2 separate regions of the Homo sapiens genome follow, and region 2 is linked to region 1. Evidence: read pairs that join two places in POLR2A ChIA-PET (ENCODE). Cell type or tissue: Caco-2. All regions are shown on one strand.

Region 1 (8,000 bases):
AATTCCAGTCCCCTGCCAACGTACACTGCCATACCAAGATTAAATAGAGAAGGGCACCCAGAAGCATCTGGTTCGCTGTAAGCACTTGACAGCTATCAGCTATGATCATCATTTCTTCTTGCTGATGTTACTGTAACATTGTGGATGAAGCAGTGTTTGCCTTAATCAATGGGGGCGAGTTTGGAAGGCCTGCCCTCCAGGGATGTCTTAGTTCCAGGTGCTGCAATTTGCAGTCCTGGAAATGGAGAAAGGAGATAAGCCTGCAGTTTAGTGCCAACTGTGAAAGGTCAGTTGTGGGGGAGGCTGCTGGGGGCCTCTTGGGAGTTCTCAGAGGCCCTCCCCTCACATATGCACAGTATCTGGTGTCCCAGCCACCAAGTTCTGGAGACCTCCAGAATGATCGGAAGCTTCTGCAGGGTCCAGCCAGTGCTCAGGAACACTCACGGCCCTCCTTTTTCCTTTCCTCATTCAACATCCCCGCATTTCAAGGCTCTCTACCAGCATTTCTTTGTTCATTGTTCAGAAAAAAATGAATCAAGCCATGACTAGAGGCTTGAATTCAACTTTAAAAAATTGTATGGCTCAAAGGGTCTCTATCCAAGTTTTTCCCAAAAGATTATTCTCCAAGGAAAAAAGAAAACAAAATGGCTAAATCGCAACATTTTTTCAGTCTCCATTATCCCACGGCTCTCTTTACCCCTTGAGACACACAATCTTCAATAGTAAACAGGGCTGAAGTTTGAGGGCAAGGCCTAGAGAAGCTGTTTAATTTCTACCCCAAAGACAAACTCAGATTCTTTCACAATTTTCCCTCAGGCCAGCCCTCTGCTTTATAGGGCCAAACCACTGAAAGAACAAATGAATGCGAACAATTTGCCTCCCAGCAGCGAGCACTAAGATTTCCTACAGATACGAATTCCCAAGCAAACCCTGCCCAAAGATAATACAAATGAAGGTTGGGTTTATCGGGCTTTTTAAAGGGTGGCTGCCTGATCTTCTTTAGGATCTGAATATGTTTACACGGGGATTGGCGGGGCGCTTACTGACAGAGCAGTTTTAGAAAACAAACACAGGCCCCAGAACACTCATCAGTCTGCAGCGGCTCGGCCGCTCATTCCACAAATACTCACTGTGCATCCACCATGCGCAGCCACTGTGTGTGGTGCTGTGGGGGACAGAATGACAATGTGTCTTGGGAGGTGGCCTCAGCTATAGGTAGGGAGGACAGGGCTTCTGTCCCAAATGGTAAATGTCATAGAGTGGGGGTGTCACCGAGTGTGGGGGTATTACAGAGTTAGGCCAAGAGGTGGGATCTGAGGTAGACCTCGAAGAGTACAGATGGCAATTTCCACAGGGCAAGGCTCTATTCTAGAACCAACGTATTCATGTTAATAAATAAGCAAGGGTTTTGAACTGAAAGGACCTACGACACTGTTTTCCTAAAGACGCCTTCGGAGGCGGGCATGGCTACAATTTGTCTTAAGTCTCAGGGGTCAGTGATGGTCACCCACTGGGGAAGGAAGGGCATGCAGACAGCCCCCCCAACCCCAATATCTGCAGGGTTTGGGACAAGAACATAGATGCAAGCCCATACGCTTACACATGTAAAAGTTATAACTCAAGCTGACAAACTGTTAAATACATTCTCTCCTCCTCCCTTGACAAATATGAATGCTACGAAAAGGCCAGGCTCGAATTTAGAATTCCCAGACTCCTGGGTTCTGTACCAGAATGCGGTGGTGGTAAGAGAGCCTGATCTGGCACCCCCACCATTCCCAGTTCCATCTTGTCCTATGAGGTCTTGGGACCACACATGGAAACATCCCAGACATCTCAGCACCCCCATCAAAGCTCAGCCCCAGGCAAACGCGAGCCCCCTATCTCAACCTATAGGTGTGCACACCAGTGGCTTGGTGCACGTCCAGGGAAGAGTCAGGCAGGCTCTCAAGCCTCAGGATCCCATTCTTTGGATCCTCAGCTCCGTGGATTCCTGGCCTGGTCAGGAAGGAAGTGGTCAGGGTGGTCAGAGCAGGGCCCTCCAAAGTAGGGTCCAATGCAGGCCCCCCCTGCTCAGGTCTAAGGGTACAGTGTGCACAGGCAAGGATTTGGCTCACTGGACTGTGAGGCACACTGTGTCGTGTGGTTTTGATTATGATGATACAGGCTAACCTTTATCCCAGATAATGAATACAACATTAGTCTGGTTTCCACTTAATCCTCATCAGCCCTACTGAGTTTAGTATTGTTGTTATTCCCATTTCACATATGAGGAAACTAAGATTAGAGAGATTTTAATTTATCCAAGGCCACACAGCTAGGGGTTGTGGAGCCAGGATTTGACTGTTATACTGAGTCTCATGGCCTAAAAATACTCAGAGGAAAATCATTTCCTGATCCCGAATCATGGAAAATCAAGAGCCGGAAGGAACCATGACATTCATAATGTGGAACCCTCACTACGTGGCGGGAGGGGGCAGGTAGCAGAGGAGAAATCCAGGGTCCTGATTCCGGGGCAGTCCCCACGTGGGCAGCAGTGTGTCCCACAGAGTTCAGGAGGGCAGCAGCACCTGGTGGGTATGCTGTGCAGTGGGCGTGGGCTCCCCAGGGGATGCAAGGGGAAGCCAGTCAGGGTCAGGCAGGGCCAGAGCAGCCCCGTGGGCATGTGTGGCCAGCAGCTGGCACCACAGCCCTCTGTGAGCTGAGAAGGTGACCTCACTCCAAGGGGGGCCCTTGGAGCTATTTTCTAAAGCTGCTGCCTTTGATGCTTTCTTCAAATCCCATGAGCAAAGTGGCAAACTTGGGTGGGGAAGCCCCAGAATCTGGCTGCTGTGCAACTTCATTCTGTTTCCAAACAGCGGTGTGGGAGCTCAGCGCCCACTCCAGTGGGCAGTCCGAGGATGCCCTGGAGCTAAGCCGGGGAACCTGTTCTTCCTCCCTGCAGCTGTGCTGGACAGCCAAGGCCTTGGTAGGTCAGGAAGGAGGGATTTTTCTTTTTTTAAATTAATTTAAAATATTTAAAACTAAGGTGTAATATGTATACATAAGCAAGTACACAAATCTCGTGTGCGGCTCAATGAATCTTTAAGACAGGATTTTGTTCTGTTGCCCAGGCTGGGGTGCAATGGCTCAATCAGAGCTCACTGTAGCCTCGAACTCCTGGGCTCAAGCAATCTTCCTGATTCAGCCTCTCGAGTAGCTGAGACCACAGGCATGTGCCACTACAGCCAGCTAATTCTTAAAACTTTTGTAGAGATGGGGGTCTCACTACGTTGCCCAGGCTCTAGTGAATTTTTAATATGTAATTTTTTTTTTTTAAGACAGAGTCTCACTCTGTCACCCAGGCTGGAGTGCAATGGTGCGATCTCAGCTCAGTGCAAACTCTGCTTCCCAGGTTCAAGTGATTCTCCTGCCTCAGCTTCCCGAGTGGCTGGGATTACAGATGCCCGCCACCACACCCGGCTAATTTTTGTATTTTTATTAGAGATGGTTTCGCCATGTTGGCCAGGCTGGTCTCGAACTCCTGACACCTCAGGTGATCCACCCACCTCGGCCTCCCAAATTACAGGCATGAGCCACCAAACCTGGCCCAATATGTAAATATCAATGTAACCACCAGCCTAGATCAAGATGTAGAATGTTTTAAATTGATTATAAGTTGCAGAAGCAATGCATGAACACACTCTCCTTGTAAAGCATTAAAACATGAGCTGTGAGCCGACCCCTCCCAGTGTCCCGCCTACACACACAAGGCCCCACTGTTATATGTAATTGATTGTGTGTCCGGAAGCAGGGGCTTCCCCCTAGGCATTCCCAGGCCTCTAGGCAGCTGAGCAGCCTGACCCAACAGGTTTAGGGTCTTTCTCCTTGAACATTCTCTTCTGCCCATTCCCTTCCCCCACCCAAATCCTCCAACAGAGAAAGAGCCTGTGGATTTGGATAACACAACTGCCTCGCTGAGCTTCCTCCCTCCCCATCCTTACAACTGAAAGCGGTCTGACTCGGACGCTTCTAAGCTGTGGCTGCAGAGAACACAAAGAGCAGCCTTCGGCGCGCGGACGCACCATCGATGTACTGGGTTGGGGCGGGGGGGACGCCAACCGGCCCCAAAGCACATCGAAGCCAGAAACTGCCCGAACTAGTTACATTCCAGCAAGATTAGCACAAGGCCGGGCCTGCTCCTGCGCCCACCCCTCCTCCCCTCCTGAGCCATGAATAGGATTTTTAACTATTTCCCTCCCACTTGCTGTCCAGCCTCACACATGGACAATGCTCCCCGCTGTTTGCACATTAACCTCCCATTTGCCAGGCAGCTTCTCAGGGGCTGCAGATTAACATCCACCAACTCAGACAATCATCCCCGGGGAGGGGTGCAAGGGGCTCAGACAAAAGCTACAGACACTGAGCCCAGTCAATCACCGCACAGTGACCACTGGCCAACAGTGCAAGGGACTCCTGGACTCCAGACACACAGGAATCACCACAGGCGGCTCATTCCTGGCTCTGGGCACCTGCCCCACGTGGGACCAGAGAGGATACTCCCCTAATGCAGGCCTACAGCAACCAGAAGACATCCTCCCCACCCCATCTAATCTGGGACATTCTGGCCTAGGAGGGGCCCGAAAGGATCAGGGACTGAAGGGCTGGGAAGGCAGAGGGCAGCCTTAGGCAGGCCTCGCAGACCCAGCCCACCCTGTTTAGGCTTCTCCTTTCTCCCGGCAAAGCGGAGCTCTCAGGGGACAGAACAGGAAGCAGGTGCCTCAGGCCCCTGCCCTGGGGCTCCCTGGGAAAGCTGCCTGGTCTCTCAGCAAGAAGGGCCCCTGACTGAAGCAGCTTGTAGACATGATTCCATACATCAAAGCCATTTTCCTATTCCCTTGTGTGCAGGTGTGCACACAGGCATGAACTTGGAAACACAACAGCATGTAGGGGGGAGGGAATGGGGAGACAGCTGGACTGTGAGGTATGGGAATGGTCCTTCTATGTCCTAGGCCAGCAGCTCAGCCCCTGCATTTGTATTAAAAATCTCCTCCAGGTGATGCTCATGCACCCTGGTCCTGAACCAGAGGCCCTGGAAGTGAACAATCGCATGCATTAGCTGAGGATCCTGTTAAGATGCAGTCTGGGTCAAGAGGTGTGTCGTGGGGCCCAGGATGGTAAGTTTCTAACCAGCTCAAGACACACTCTTGAGGCCATCTCAGTGAGGCCTCAGACTGGGCGCATCATCAGAAGGGCGATCTCTCTGTATGCTGCTTCACCAAGTAGTTGTCTGGCTACAGTTTCCACCCTTCTCGAGAAAGGTCACCACCTCTCAAGACAGCCAGTTGCAGCTGCGGACAGCTCTGTTTGAGTCCTTCCTCATATTAAGACATCCAACAGTGACAATCTGAAGTCTTTCTTCTCTTGACCTGGTAGTTCCAGACCCTCAGAAGACCTTGTGGCTTCCACTCGTGTTTTCCCCACATACCTGTGCCTCCTCATCTAGGCCAGTGAGGCTGTTTTTCTGAGCTTCATTCTCTTCTTAGTACTAATGCCAGACAGGGTGGGGGCAGGGGAGCAGATCTCAGTGCAGATTGGCGAGGCTATTTGGGTAGGAGTGAGAATAGAGCCCCCAACGGAAACAGAAACCAGAGTTCTAGCCTGGAGCAGTTAACATACAAGAAACTTAAGGACAATTAAAAAGCAACAACCACAATTAACGTGGTTTACACAGGCAAAACTCATTAATGTGGATCGGGGTGCTGGAGTTTACCTTTGCTAGGCAAACCCTTTTTACAGACAGTACAGATTAATTGCAAGCAAGACTCCAAGGGGAATATCTAAATGGCTATGAAACAACCTTCAAGCCCCCCCAATGCAGGAAAAAGCACCACTGACCTACAAGGGACACACAGAGGACTTCGTCCAGGGAGCCCCCTTGCCAGTCTGGCTTCAATTCCTGGTGAAGTTCAGAAGCAATAAACCTGTGCTCCTTTTGAAAGGTTTTATAATTCAGAAGACCCCCTAATTCACACTAACATCCACCCCAAGTCTGAATTAATTGTGTTACCCAGCAGTTCTGCTAAGGAATCACTTCATCATCACTGCTGCAGGGAAAATTTGAGCGGGGCCGATGGTTTGCAGTGGCAGCAAGTCTACAAATGATTATCCCTAATGAGATGATGCGAGAGCAGCCTCAAATAAGGCACTCCTCCAGCTGCCCCGTGCCCAGCTGGGCTTCCTGCCCTCCCACCCGCTCCAGGCCATGAGCCCTTCATGGGGCTCTCATGGCAAGAGGGGCCTGGATCTTCCAAAGGTGAAACCATCCCAAAGACCCAAGGGCTCCCACTCAGTCTCCTGCTGCCACTCCCTGCCCCACTGCAAGGTCACACATGACAGTGGGGTCTGGCTGAGCTAGGACTGAATCCTGACTGTACCCCTTACCAGTTGTTACCTTGATCTAAAGTTAATCTTTCTGAGCCTCAGCTCCCACATGTTGAAAAGGTATTAGTATAATCCAGTTCCTAAGATTGTGTGGTGGTTTAACTGAGTGAACGCTTAGCATGCACAGGGCCTGGAGTAGGTAAACTCTTACGATGGTAGTAAAAAGGAGGAAGATTTCTTTTAAGGACAGGGAGATGGCCCCTCTTTCTTTGAGGCTCCAAAGCTCACTGTTCTTCTGTTGTGACACTAACCTTTCCCTGCCTTGAGATCAGTTCCACTACTTGTGTTGTTGCTCTGGTGGACCAGGAAACAGACAGTTCCTATATAAGGTCATGGCCCCACTCATCTTTTACTTACCTACTGCAACGTTCAACCCAATCCTTGCAATTAGTAGGAACCTGATCAATATTTCTGCATTGACTTGCCAGCATGAACCAGCCTACTCAGGACAAAGCATGGAGGTCGTAACCAAATGGGTCAAACAGCCAACAGACCAGACCTCCCCGCCCCCGCCCCTGTGAGCAGGTTTCTGACCTTACGAACAACAGCAGTTGCGTTTAGGTAAAACGACAATCACACTTCTGACTGGCTGTCAAACTATTCATGAAAATGGCCACCAACTTCCTATTTTTTAAATCAAACACTAAGCCATATGTCTGCTACACAATGAAAAATCCCAAACCTATGTGGTTTAATAGGCTTTCCAACATTTCTTCAGAAGCCTAGATCTCTAACGTTTACATTTAAGGTGACACTGGCTCACGGTCTGTTGTTCCATAGTCTTATTGCACTGTTTACACATCCTACCTCATTTTTACAGAAATGGGTCATTAGGCCAGGGACCACCTTCTTCCATGTCATGACATGCTTTGGTTGGGAGTGGCGAAGGTCTAATTTTAGGCCGTCTGAGAAAGGGCCTAAAATTTCCTAAAGTAAAGCAATAGAGATCAAGTTTTTAGGTTTTCTGAGGTTTTAAAACCAGAAAGCCATTCTGTTTCCTTGAGCTGCCATCCATTCAACCCTAGAAGTTGCAGCCTGCCGTTCTGGGCTCAGAGAAGGGAGGACTAATGCTCAGAACAGTTTCCCTGGGGAGCTGGATACTAGGTGCTGAGGTTGGGCTCCCTGGCAGGCACAGGCCTCGGGGAGCTTGTGGTAGGGGCTGCTTGGAAACCACACACTTACTCTACTCTGATGACACTGTTTGTGTGCAAGCATTTCTAGACTGTTCTTTGGAAATGGGCTGTAGAAAACATTCATTCCTTCAAAACACACCGCTCTTTTGTGGTCTTTTATTTCCCCCTTCTTGGCTTTGCTACTCTCCTGGGAGTCAGAGGCTCCCCAAACTCCCAGGGAAGGGATCTCTTTTGGAGAGGCCATGCAGAGGGGTCACACCGAGGCTTGGGTCACACCGAGGCTTGGGTCAGGGTAGTAGAGTGATAGCAAATGCTCATGTGGAATTGTCTGCCTGAACGGGTGGCTATAAATTATCACAGGGTATAACTGCCCGAGACCACGTAGGTGAATTATCTACAAGTCCTGCGAATGCTCAGGACTACAGCTGCCATGAATATGGCTTCAAA
Region 2 (8,000 bases), 270 kb after region 1:
ACATCCCTAATTTACGCCTGAAACAGAACTCTTGACCTCCATCTCCAAAATGCTTCTCCCTTCCTCCTGCCTTCCCCATGTCAGTAAATGGCCCTCTTCTCTACCACTTGCTTTCACAGAGATGACTGAGCTGTCATCCTTGATTCCTCCTTTCCCCTACATTACACCAGCAAGTCCTCATTGTCTCTACCTTCAAGATACATCTGGGCCAGGCCACCACTACTCATCACTGTCATGCCTCCATCCTAGCTCAAGGCACCTTCATCTTCTGACTAAAGCAGCCTCCCAATTAGGAGTCTTGCCTTCTACTCTCGCCTCACTCCACCCTGCAGCTAGAATGATCTCGAACACAAGTGGTTAAGTCAGTAACTTGCTCAAAACCATCCACTGGGTTTTGAGCAAGAATCAAAATCAAATTCCTCACCAAGGCCTAAAATGTCCCATATAACCTGGGCCCAGCTTATCCCTACCTCATCTTCTCTACTCCTCTTCTTTGCCTAGCAGCTTCAACCACCCTGTTGTCCTACCGTGTTCCAACTCAGGACTTTTATACTTAATGAAGTCTCTGCTCCAATGTCACCTCCTCAAAAGGCCTTCCCTGATCATCCTTTCTAAAACAGCAACACACACACCAATCATCTGACTTCCAAGGTTATGCAATTTTTTTTTTTTTAATTAAAACAGAGATAGGGTCTCCCTGTGTTGCCCAGGCTGGTCTCAAACTCCTGGGCTTGAGCAATCCTCCCAACTCAGCCTCCCAAAGTATTGAGATTACAGGAGTGAGTCACTGCAATCCTTATTCTCTCACTCTACTTTATTTTCTTCAGAATATTTATCACCTTCCAAAATTATGTTTCATTTCTACTCCACCCCCCAACCCCCAGTCTCCACTAAAATATAAGCTTCAGAGTGAGAAGAAGTTCCTCTTATCTTTCATTACTCTATCCCTAGCTTCAGTAATAGTGTCTGGCACAGTATTTGTAGAATGAATGAGTTTTCCCAGTCTCTATTATGTGCCAAAATATGCACTAGGTGCTAGAGATACCTCCAGCTGTTGTCATCTCTCCTTCCCTTCACAGCCAAACCTTTGGGTAGTGTCCTCAATTTCTCATATTCAGTCAGAATTTAACACATTGCAATCTGGGTCCAGCCCACTCCTTTGAAACTGCTCATTAAGTTCCACAACCTTCCCTATTCCAATGGCTCAAGCCAATGAACACGGCATTCCTTATCTTCTTGACCTTTCTGTAGTGCTATTGACCATATTCTTCTTCAGGAAAATCATCTTCTTAAGTTTCAACACCAATACTCTCACCTGGTCCTCCCATTCTCCAGGCTGTTCAGTTAGTTTCCTGCTCCTCCAATGCTCAATTCAGTTTCCTTATCTTCTCAATCCATGTATTTTCAACATCACTGAGCAATCACTCTACAACAATGGACACCTCTTAGCCTAGTCCTCATGTTCACATGTTCAAATCCCCCTGGACATCTCTACCTGGATGTCCCTCAGGCACCTCAAACCTAACATGCCAAAACCAAAGTCCCTTCTCTTTTCCCTGCTTCCTGCACCCACCCCTGAAAGCATGCTTCTCTGTCCTCTATATGCATCATGATGAATGGCAACGCCCAATTAATCAAGCCAGAAACCCAAGTTTTCTTAGACTTTTCATTCTTCCACAATCCTCATGCTTAATCGATCACCAGATATGACTCTTACTCACCTCTACAACTACAGCAATTATCTTTTCTTGTGGTAATGAAACTGTCTCCCTCCTATACCTTCCTCCCTGCAGATCCATCCTCCAAAGTGCTATCTTTCAGAGCACAAAAATCAGATGTTACTCCCTGGCTTAAAATTACCTAAAAACTCACTCCTCATCACCCTACCCTCTTGACAAAGCTCATCTCCTGGCATTTATCCCTCCCTTTCTGCCTCAGCAATGCTATCTATGCCTTCCCCCTACACCACAAGCCTGGCAATCCATCAACTATCATTATTTTTTGAGATGCCTTTATAAATTCACCATCAAAGTATGGAGCCTCTGTATCTGTTTTTTCCACTATATCTGGTAAATATAAATTTATTACAGTTCTTACTACACTGTATTATAATCACCTGTCTCATAGGACTGAAACTCCCTTTTTTTGTCACCAGTGCCCAGCACATCTCCACAGAGTAAGTTTTCAATACATATTTATTAGAAGAATCGATTAAAGCAGAGGTCAGCAAACTATGGCCCGTGGAGAAATCTGGTCCCCTATCTGGTTTTGTACAACCTGCTAAGAATGGTTTTTACATTTTTAAATGATAGGGTGGGGGGAACTTAGAATATCTGGTGGTGCCTGAAAATTATATGAAATTCAAATTTCAGTGCCCATAAAGATTTACCAGATCATAGTCATGTTCATCTGTTTATACAAAGTCTCATGGCTGCTTTCATACTACAACAGCAGAGTAGAGTAACTGCAATCAAGACCATGTGGCCTACAAAGCCACATTTGCTATGTGGTTCTCCAAAGAAAAAGTCAGATGGCTTCTCAACTAAACATGAATGAACATGGGCTTTGGTCTGTGATAGAGTTTGATTAAAAATCCTGGCTTTCTCTCTTACTACCTATGGGACCTACGACAAATAACCTAACCTCTCTGAAACTCAACTTCCTAATTTGTAAAAGGGAATAACATATGCCTTGCTGGGTGGATCTGAAATTTTAAGCCTTTAAACTGAGGTCTCTGCTGTAGGAACCAGTCTAAAAGTTCTTGGTACAGAGCTTAATGTTAAGAACCCAAACCCAGGTTTGAATTCCAGCTCTATCAAACACTGTGCCATCTTAGGGAAGGTACTTAACTTCTCAGTGCATTAATTTCCTCATCTATAAAACTGAGATAATGATACATATCTCATAGGACTGTTTAGAGAATTAAATGAGTTGGTACATGTGAAATGCTTACAACAGTGCCTGGCACATAGTAAGTATTCAATAAATATTAATATAGCAGATGCTTGGTTAATATTAGTTTCTCCCCTTGCTGCCTCTTCATCTACTCTACTTCCCACCCCCATTCCCAAGAAGCCTACTTTTTTTTTTTTTGAAATGGAGTTTCACTCTTGTTGCCCAGGCTGGAGTGCAATGGCGCGATCTTGGCTCACCGCAACCTCTGCCTCCTGGGTTCAAGTGATTCTCCTGCCTCAGCCTCCCGAGTAGCTGGGATTACAGGCATGCGCCATCACACCCGCCTAATTTTGTATTTATTTATTTTTTTTTAGTAGAGACGGCATTTCTCCATGTTGGTCAGGCTGGTCTTGAACTCCCGACCTCAGGTGATCTGCCTGCCTCGGCCTCCCAAAGTGCTGGGATTACAGGTGTGAGCCACTGTGCCCGGCAGAAGCCTACATTTTTAAAGCAGACAGACAAGTAAGTCAACACTCACATGACAAGTGCTATTATACTATAAAAGATGTCTTCCAAGTCAATACACAAGCAGGGTCCTCCTCTTAGCTCTCTGATTGGGCTGACCCTGACTCCTCTGCTCTTGCTTCTAAATATGAACATACTTCTCCCTTCTCTATGCTTTCATCCTTAGAAATCTAGCCTATCCCCAGGCTTCAGTAAAGAAGGCTATGAAATTCTTAAATCTAGCCCCAATTTCTCTCTCCTGAACCCCAGAGTAGTATTTCCCACTTCTGATTTCTACCTAGTGGCCTACCATCACCTTAAATTCAAAACATCAAAAGCTGAAAATGATTCTTTTTCCTGTCTCTCCCCTCCTAGATGCCCAATTTACTACAAGAACCTGCAATTCTTCCAGCACTCTGGCTGGCTGTCCTGCAATTTATACTTTATTCCTTGCTCTCTCAACAATAAGCCTTTATCTTAAGGCATCTTTTTTCTTTCTGTTCCTGTGACGATTGACTAATTCAGATCCTTTTTATTTCAAGCTCAAGCTCATTCCAGCAAAAAGGTCTACAGGTCTCCCTGCTACAGGCACAGGCACCAATCTCTCACATACTACCATAACAATCTGCTTCAGTGATACCAATTTTCATTGTTCCCTTTCTCTGCTTAAAACTTTTAATGCACTACTCCTTCCTCTGTCCCACAATCTGTATGGGAAAAGAACAAGACTGACCTTCACATGACAATCAAAATCCTTCACTTATCTACCTTGCTCCCACCTTCATTTCTTATCTTATCTACCGTGATAAAAAATACCATCACCTTACATTTATGCAGTGCTTTATCTAATTTAGAAAACCTAACATGCACCGCCATTTCATCTTGACAAAGGCCTTAGAGAGTAGCTAAACAGGCATTAGTGTCCTCCTTTTACAGATGAGAAAACAGACTACTAGCATTGAACCCAAGTCTAAACAAATAAGTCCCTGTCCCACTTCACCCTTGGAACCTTAAGTAAGTCCATCAACCTTTCTTTCTTTTTTTTGAGACGGAGTCTCACTGTGTCGCCCAGGCTGGAGTACAGTGGCGTGATCTCGGCTCACTGCAACCTCCACCTCTCGGGTTCAAGCGAGTCTCCTGCCTCAGCCTCCCGAGTAACTGGGATTACAGGTGCCCACCACCACGCCTGGCTAATTTTTTTTTTTTTTTCTTAAGTACAGACACGGTTTCACCATCTTGGCCAGGCTGGTCTCGAACTCCTGACCTCGTGATCCACCCACCTTGGCCTCCCAAAGTGCTAGGATTACAGGCGTGAGCCACCGCACCCGGCCCAGCCTTTCTAATATACCTCACTCCCCCTGCTAACATACGGGAGTCTTCTGTTCCAGAAACTCTGGTCTCCTCACTGTTGTCCCACCTACCTCTCTCCAACACACTGCATGTTTTCTTAGTTCTGCACTTTACCTCCTACATTCTCTCACTTGGCGGATCCCCTTCCCCCAACTCATCCTATAAAAATACGATACTTCTTCAAGTCTTGAGTTTAAATGCCACCCTAAGGAAATCTCTTCTCTGACACCCAAATAACACCTCATTCCACTTGCCAACACTACAGAACTTGTAGTAAATGAGCTGACACTTTTAATTGCCCCAGTCATACAAGGGTTATTTTATTTTAAATACTTAGACCTTATTGCTTCAGTCATACCACATACTTTAGGAGGAAAAATTCTAAGAGTTTTCTAAATGCCTCATAGTACTTATCATAATACCTTGCACATAAGGACCCAAAGTTTTAGGTTAGACATCCAAGGCCAGTGTTTTTCAATAGGAGGTGACAATCCATGAATAGAATGTGAAATCAATCTAGAAGGTCACAACTAGTATTTTGGTTTTTAATGAAGCAGAATAGAAAACAAAGTATATGTTTCAAAGTAGTGATAAGTACTATTTTGCATTACTCTTGCTTCATTACATATGTATGTGACTACTGCATCAGAATATAAAATATATTTCTGTGTTATATTTTTTTAAAAGTTTGAGAGCTGCTAATGTATGTAGATGACCTAGTTTCTAGGCCCAAGGGTTTTTTTTTTTTGAGATGGAGTCTGGCTCTGTCACCCAGGCTGGAGTGCAGTGACACAATCTCGGCTCACTGCAACCTCCGCCTTCTGGTTTCAAGCTATTCTCCTGCCTCAGTCTCCCCAGTAGCTGGGATTACAGGCACTTACTGCCACACCCAGCTAATTTTTGTATTTTTAGTAGAGACGGGGTTTCACCATGTTGGCCAGGCTGGTCTCAAACTCCTGACCTCGTGAGCCGCCTGCCTGGGCTTCCCAAAGTGCTAAGATTAGAGGCGTGAGCCACCGCGCCAGGCCAGGCCCAAGGGTTTTACATTCAAACTAGGAAGATTCACCTTCCACCAAACCCCACACCCTTCAGGAAACATCAGTTAAATAGAGTAATAGAGTAACAGGGGTCAAGAAAGACAAAGCTTAAAAGAACGGTAAATGTAGGGAAAGTTTGTAAAGAAATGTTCTTAGAGATGTTTGGGACACAAACTGAGTATGTACTTTCCACCCCCTGCCATTTAGTTAGTCAAAAAGACCTTTCTATAGAAGCAGGGCTTCCGAAATGTGTTTCTCAAAGCATTCACAGTTCAACAGTCCTCAACACAGCCTACAATGCGAGGGTGTCCAAGATCTGGCTCGAACTACGCCAACTTCACTTCCTACCCCTTTCCACCCCAATCATTGCCCTCCAGCCACATGGCCTCTGTGCTGTTCCAAGAACATTCCAATTTCAGGACCTCTACACTTGCTGTATCCTCAGTCGTATTTTTTTTTCCTTTAAATCTCTCTCATTTAACTATGGCTTTTCCTTAAATGTCCATCTTCAGATAGGCTTTTCCTGACCACCCTATCTAAAGTAGCCCATACTCTGGCCGGCCATGGTGGCTCAAGCTTGTAATCCCAACACTTTGGGAGGCTGAGGCAAGGGGATTGAGCCCAAGAGTTCGAGGCCATCCTGGGCAACATAGTGAGGCCCCAACTTCACAAAATAAATAAATAATAGAAGTTTCTTTCTTTCTTTCTTTCTTTTTGAGACAGAGTTTTACTTGCTGCCCAGGCTGGACTGGAGTGCAATGGCGCAATCTTGGCTCACCGCAACCTCTGCCTCCCGGGTTCAAGCAATTCTCCTGCCTCAGCCTCCCGAGTAGCTAGGATTATGGGCATGCGCCACCACACCCAGGTTATTTTGTATTTTTAGTAGTGACGGGGTTTCTTCATGTTGGTCAGGCTGGTCTCGAACTCCTCACCTCAGATGAGCCACCCACCTCAGCCTCCCAAAGTGCTGGGATTACAGGTGTGAGCCACCGTACCCAGCCTCTGCTAAGCTTCTTTAAATATAAAAGAAAAAAATAAATAAAAGGTCATGAAACCAGTATATGTTAAAAAATAATTTTAAGGTGAAAAAGAAATGAAAAATCTAAGTTCTTAGGACAGAAACTGAAGCAGAAATCCACAGCCAAGTGTGATGGCTCACATCTGTAATCGTAGCACTTTGGGAGGCTGAGGCGGGAAAATTGCTTGAGCTCAGGAGTTTGAGACCAGCCTTGGCAACACAGCAAGACCCCATCCCTACAAAAAATATATATAGAGTGTGGGCTACTTTATTTACTTATTTTTTCAAAGAAACTTCTATTATTTATTTACTTATTTTGTGAAGATGGGGTCTTACCATGTTGCCCAGCTTTGTCTCAAACAATCCTCCTTCCTCAGCCTCCCAAAGTGCTGGGATTACAAGCATGAGCCACCATGGCCAGCCAGAGTATGAGCTACTTTAGACAGGGTGGTCAGCAAAAGCCTAGCAGACCCTCAACGCATAAATGTGAATATGTTTTTCAACTGAGGCATTTTTTAAATGAAAATTTAGCATTTGAATTAAAATATGATGAATGTAAAATTTAAGATTTAAGACTTTGGCTGGGAATAGGGACTCACTCCTGTAATCCCAGCACTGTAGGAGACCAAGGTAGGATTGCTTGAGGTCAGGAGCTCAGGACCTGCCTGGGCAACATAGGGTGACTCCATCTCTATAAAAAATACAAAAGTCAGCCGGACGCAGTGGCTCACGCCTGTAATCCCAACACTTTGGGAGGCCAAGGTGGGTGGATCACCTGAGGTTAGGAGTTCAAGACCAGCCTGGCCAACACAGTGAAACCCCATTTCAACTAAAAATACAAAAAAATTAGCTGGGTGTGGTGGCAGGTGCCTGTAATCCCAGCTACTTTGGGAGGCTGAGGCAGGAGAATTGCTTGAACCCAGGAGGTGGAGGTTGCAGTGAGCTGAGATCACGCCATTTTACTCCAGCCTGGGCTACAAGAACGAAATTCTATCTCAAACAAACAAGCAAAAAAAACAAAACAAAAGTTAGCCAGGTATGGTGGCACATGTCTGTAGTCCTATCCACTCAGGAGATTGAGGTATGAGAATCTCTTGAGGATGGGAGGTCAAGGCTGCAGTGAGGTACGATCACACCCCCACACTCCAGCCTGGGCAACAGAGTGAGACTCTGTCTCTTAAAAAAAAAAATTTAAG

The links. Peaks named below come from ENCODE experiments on the same cell type or tissue, not always from the same donor. Only the 100,000 strongest peaks of a DNase experiment are listed, where the experiment ranks them.
Region 2: POLR2A ChIA-PET joins it to region 1 with 10 read pairs; 4 of 35 experiments call an interaction of 5 or more read pairs at or near these places.

The regions. Positions count from the first base shown.
Region 1 is chr2:85,252,297-85,260,296 of GRCh38, reverse strand. The region is part of intron 3 of TCF7L1 (transcription factor 7 like 1); the gene reads right to left. Among named protein-coding and RNA genes, the nearest start is that of TCF7L1-IT1, 70 kb to the right of the region's middle. RefSeq lists enhancers at 1-464, 465-1,187, 3,356-4,079, 4,080-4,802 and a silencer at 897-1,191. In Caco-2, no CTCF peak of the experiment used is centred here; DNase peaks (open chromatin) are centred at 946, 3,836, 4,126, 4,756 and 2 weaker places; H3K4me3 peaks cover 928 bases.
Region 2 is chr2:84,983,326-84,991,325 of GRCh38, reverse strand. All of the region lies in intron 1 of KCMF1 (potassium channel modulatory factor 1), which reads right to left. Among named protein-coding and RNA genes, the nearest start is that of KCMF1, 16 kb to the right of the region's middle. In Caco-2, no CTCF peak of the experiment used is centred here; no DNase peak of the experiment used is centred here.